Regions from separate parts of the Mus musculus genome. Here region 2 is linked to region 1. Evidence: chromatin contacts called from ENCODE POLR2A ChIA-PET data. All regions are on one chromosome and are shown on one strand. Each heading gives the region's core, a stretch centred on a gene start or an enhancer-like site at or near the end of the contact. The rest is flanking DNA. Distances are from core to core; before and after follow the strand shown. Region 1 holds the start of Ndel1 (nudE neurodevelopment protein 1 like 1). Region 2 has its middle 9.8 kb from the start of Gm51902.

Region 1 (2,737 bases), core at 188-2,687:
CTACTCTAAGATTTTAACAACAATTCAGAAGAGATACCCCCAACTGGGTGTCCTTTGGTCTCTTTTGACTCCTTAACTTAATGATGAGCTTTGCCCTCTCAGCTTTCTGATTTGGCAGACATTACCCTACCTCTTAAGTGCAGTGAAAGCAACATAATTTTCAGACTAACAACCAGCCACTCATGAGCAAGCTTCAGGATAAGATTTTTCTAGTAACTGAGCTTTTGGGGGTTTTTTGTTTGTTGTTGTTGTTTGGTTTGGGGTTTTTTTGGTTTTTTTGGTCAATTTACTCGAAAATAAATAAGTCATCTAGTAACTTCTGGTATTATCTTTAACAAGTCCAATGTTCAGTCCTCTTTCCGGCTGAAGAAGTTAAAAAAAAAAAATCTCATGAAAACAGAAACCAGAACCCTGAGCTTAGAAAGGTAAATTGTAACCCAAGCTAAACTTCTCACCAGTTAGTGGAACCCAAATAAAAATCACTCAGTTGCCCCAACCTCCTGTACCTAGGTTCAATTTCCCCATCCAGCAAAAAGTGACTTACAGTATCCGTCGCAAGTACAAACAGCAAATGTTCTAAAATGTTTACAAACGCTACAGGAATGGGCCCGGGTAATGAAAAGGACCCTCACTCGCCTTAAACTTAAAAGTGTTAGTCACCTCATCGTTTCTCAGAGAAAAATAAGAAGCGAATCCAAGCAACCGGGGTCGGTTGGTTAGTGAGACTTTCCCCAACTCCAAAGAGGATGATTAGCAGTTCGGGGCAGGCAGTCACGAGACTGCCAGTCTCTGCCAACGCGGGCTGCTCCTGCTCTCGCCTCCCGCATCTGGGGCGCTGGGAAATCAAGATCCTGCCCGGCTCCTAACCACCCCGGCAGCTCCAGGGAATCAAGGATGGGTGGAGCGAGAAGCTGGGCGCGCCTCCGCCACCCCAACTGGGCCACTCCTCGAGCCGTCAGCGCCTCAGCCCCCGGTGCCACGTCCCGGCCTCCGTCCCTCCTCTGGAAGCCCGGGACTCGCTCTCCCGCAGGTGCCCCCGGTGGGCCACACCTCCGCCAGTAAGGAGGGGACAGTTAAAGCGGTTGGAACAGTTGTCTCGGTACGGGCCGCCCCAGAACCCAAGCCCGGCCTGGCCCAGCGGGCTGAGCCCCAGCCCGGCGGCGGTCAGGCAGGCTCCCCCGGGGCAGGCCTCGGCGCTGCCCGCCTGGCTCGAACCCCAGAGGCTGCGTCGCACGGGAGCTCACCGCCAATGTGTCAAAAGCGCATGTTCGCCGCCGCTCGGCCGACGTCTCTGCTCCGCTGGCCTGGCCAGGCCCGCCCAGCCGCTCAGCTCTGCTCCCTTCCGCAGCCCTGAGCTCCACTCCGCGTATCCCCGCACCGGGCTCCTCCCCGACACGTCAGGGGCTCCCTGGGTGTCGGAGGCCATTCTGTGACGCACGGGGGCGGAGTCAAGAGCATGCGCAGAAGCAGGCTGGCGTGCGGGGCGGAGCGGTGGGAGGCCAGAGTCACGTGGAGCCGACCTAGGCTTTGCGCGCTGACGTGAGATCTGCGACAGCGTCCTGCGCAGGCGCCGCCCCGGACCCCCGAAGGAGGTGGGTTTTTTAGCCCTGTGCTGTCTCCGGAAGCTGTGCTGCGCAGGAGAGTAGTTCCCTAGGCTAAAATGGGAAGCCAGTATAAAGCCAGTATAGAGTACTAGCTCACGAAGGAGACAGGAGAAATACACAACTGTCCTGGAACTAGAAACTTAAATTTAAAAAAGGCATTTGGGGAACAACTATAGGAACTTTAGCTGTCTCATGCTCAATGTAATTGTTATTTCAGTGCTGTTGGGATTGGTTTTGAAGTTTGAAGACAAAACAACATAGCATAAGACATATGCTGAGCCTAAGAAAGACAAGGTGAGCCCACGTATACGGTTGGGAAAGGTCAATATAAACAAAAAACGGTGCGAGATGGATTTTTAAGGAGAACCCAAACTGATGAGCAGAGGAAGATTACTGGGGTCTAGAGCGTCTTGAACTACACTATGAAGGATATAGGGTTTTTAAAAAGAGATTATGAGTTCACTGTGCGGTTTGTCGCGCCCGTAGTTGTACCAGTCACTGGGGTGCATTGCTTTGTCACAGTAACCCCACGTCACTCTCATTTACAAGTAAGAAATAGCAAGATGAAGTTCCCCAAGGTCACTCACCTACAGCGCAAATTCAAACTCAGAAGCTACACTGTTATCCACTACTACGCTGACAAGAAGGGAAACATAGGCTAGACCGTGGGGCTAAAGTGCCTTCCATACACTACTGTTAACCATCAACAACATTTGAAGCTGGAATCATTAGATCTATATTGTAACATAAGACTCAAAAAAAAAAAAAAAAAAGGTCTGCTTTACAGGCCAGTGGCCTGGAACAGCTTTGAAACTCAGTCTGGCTTCCCTACCTGAAACTCTGCTCAATCTAATCAGACTTAAGGCAGAGAAGTGATTAATGAAGGCTTTCCTATAGACCCGGTGCCAAGACAGGAACCGTCCCACCCAAACAGGAAAAGATAAAAAGGCCACAGCTTCTGTCCTGCCTCCTGGCTGAGGTGCTAAGAAACACACTGAGTCACCTAATGGCTGGCCAGGCCCTTCAGAAAACAGTGACATCATCTCCCAGGCTGCTGCCCCTCCCATTTGCTCTGCCCCTAGGACTGGCATCATCCCCTTCTTAATGAATGGGCTTAGCTTGGCAGAGCCCTC
Region 2 (2,700 bases), core at 88-2,587, 87 kb after region 1:
TTTGTTTGTTTGTTTTCTAAATTGTATTTTATTTACATTTTTAAATAATAAAGTTTTAAAAAATAAGTCAATTGCATCCCCATGCCCACATGAAGCCATGTCTCTGTATTTTTAAAAGTGGTATGTTTCTTTAATTATGTAAAATACAAGATGTTGATGTTTCATAGAGATTGTAACTGCAGCATTCTTTAATTCTTTCTGGCGTTTGTCATAATTGTTATTTAAAGAATAGAGTATGTATTACATGTAAACATGATCTTTTCCTAGTTTGAATAAATTCCAAGGTAACTGAAGAAAAGAATCACAGGTTAGCAGAGCTTGATGGTAGACATGCGGAAGCTCAGCCCCGGGGAAATGAAGGCAGGAAGACTGTAGATCTAAGGCAAGCCTAGATGACATATACTGAGTTCCAGGACAGCCTCAGAGACAAGGTGAGGCTGTGTTTCAAAACACAAGGCTTGGTATGGTCGTGTATGCCTTTAACCCCAGCACTCAGGAAGCAGAGACAGGTGGATCTCTTTGAATTTGAGGCCAGCTTGTTCTACATTTCAAGTTCCAGGCCAGCCAGGAGCACATAGTGAGACCCTGTTTCAAACAAACAAAAATAACTAATATTTGGCTACTTATTAAACACCAACTATGTATTGAGCATTGCTCTCAGCACCTTATGCATATTCTTTTTAAGCCTCTCAATAATCCTGTAAGTCACATATAAATATCGTCATCATTATTGTGTGAATCAAGGAACTGAGGCACCGAGTTGAGAAGCCAAGCGATACAGCTTACAAACTGTAGAGTGGGTGTTAGAACACAGGCCAGCCAGCTCCAGGGTGCAGGTTCAAATTCCTGCCTTAACATTTAGCTTGCCATGGCCGTAAACCACCTTTCCTAAGTTCTCCTACTTGGTATTCTTCATGTGTATCTTCAGAGATTCATCCCTGTAACAGATTAACTACCCATAAAACTGCTCAGAGAATCCCTGCATTCTCAATTTAACTAGATGGTAAATTAACAGAATAACATCTGAGTTTGGTTCAGTGAATCACGGGACCAGGTTGGAGGAGAGGCAGGGTCATGTGATTTTACTGGTTTTGTTTGAGGGCTGAGTCTCACCGTGTATAATTCAGGCTAGCCACAAAAGTGCCACAACGCCAATGAATAAAGGACAGACCTATGTAGTGGGTTTGGCCCACTAACGCTAATTACACTCCCCCCCAAAAAACCTGCTTACACAAGTGTCTGCACAAAGCTTCTGGGAACCTGACCCTGCTTCGTTCTGATTGGTAAAGATGCGGGCAGCCAATGGCTGGGCAGGGCAGACAGAGGCGGGACTTTAGGATTTCCGGGTTTGGGATTGGCAAGAGAGAGAAGGGGGAGGAGATCCACCATAGCAGGAGAGTGTGGAAGAGAGAAGAGATGCCAAGCCTCAGAGTGTTCAGGACAGAGAGGCTTGGCGGCCATGTGAAGAAGCCGAGAGATCCCTCTGGGTCCAGAGCAGCCAAGATAGAATTTAGAGTTTAGTAAGTAATAACTCGGGATTATTAGCAGGAGGTGGATTCATTTCGTGGAGGTTGGGCAGTGGCCTAGGATAGAGCTGATTAAAGCATGTCAAAATATAAAGGCTGTGCGTGTGGGTCTTCCATTCTCGAATGTAAAGCGTTGAGGTGTGTAGCAAACCCGCTGCCAGGATCTATATAATATTTTATTCAACAGATTTAACTCTGTACAAAGTGGAATTTATTGGGAGGTAGGGAAGATTTGCTGACAGAATCAGATTCTGAGTAGTAGCTAAAATAAGCAGATCACTGTGAGGGAGGGTGTGTATTTTGGTTAGGACAAAGTGTTTTTATTCAAGATCAAATGTATTTGGTTCACCTTAACCAAAGGAAGAGTGAAGCACATTCCTGGTGCAGGTCATACAACTCCGTAGATTGCCTTAGCTGTTTGTATCTGTGTATAATTTACCAAGAAAGCAGACTCGGTTACTTTGGAGCAATTCTGTGATTGACCTGCCTTGCTTGGCTTCCCATGGTGCAACCCCAGCATCCAAATAAACTAACTATTAAGGAAAGCTTCATTTATTTACTTGATTAGTTAGTCTGTTTGAGACAGGGTTTCTCTGTGTAGCCTGGGCTGTCCTAGAACTCACTCTGTGGACCAGGCTGACCTCATATTCACAGAGATCCAGCTGCCTCCGCTTCTGCCTCTCGAGTGCTGGGATTAAAGGTGTGCACCCCCGTGCCTGGCAAGGCAAGCTATATTTTAACTCACTAGCTACGCTTGCTTGCCCTGGTGCTCTAGGGCTGTGGCAGAGCAGAGGTTGCAGAGCAAAACCTCATGTTGGATAGGAACCAAAAGAAAAAATCACCAAGGTTCCACTCTTCCCTTCAAAGGTTGTCAGTGCCCAGGTTACTTCTTCTTTCTTTAAAAAAAAAAAAATTATTTATTATTATATCTAAGTATACTGTAGCTATCTTCAGACACACCAGAAGAGGGTATCTGATCTCATTACGGATGGTTGTGAGCCACCATGTGATTGCTGGGATTTGAACTCAGGACCTTTGGAAGAGCAGTCAGTGCTCTTAACAGCTGAGCCATCTCTTCAGCCCAGTGCCCTAACTTCTATTAGGTTCCACTTTTTAAAGGTTTCTCCCACCAGCTAACCTTGACTAAGCCTTCAATCCATGCCCTTCAGGGGAC

What was found. ChIA-PET counts read pairs that join two places held with the same protein, here RNA polymerase II (POLR2A).
Region 2: POLR2A ChIA-PET joins it to region 1 with 15 read pairs in embryonic stem cell. The contact joins the enhancer-like site here to the promoter of Ndel1 in region 1. POLR2A ChIA-PET finds 5 or more read pairs at or near these places in 4 of 5 experiments (Patski and embryonic stem cell).

The regions. Positions count from the first base shown.
Region 1 is chr11:68,851,698-68,854,434 of GRCm38, forward strand. Ndel1 (nudE neurodevelopment protein 1 like 1) reads right to left here and starts at 1,438. Exons shown (of 9, transcript NM_023668.3): 1 at 1,245-1,438.
Region 2 is chr11:68,938,498-68,941,197 of GRCm38, forward strand. It overlaps a transcript of Arhgef15 not described here. Among named protein-coding and RNA genes, the nearest start is that of Gm51902, 9.8 kb to the left of the region's middle. Within about 2 kb of position 1,338, at least 3 of the 3 ENCODE cell types and tissues checked have a DNase peak (open chromatin) inside an H3K27ac peak, as active enhancers do.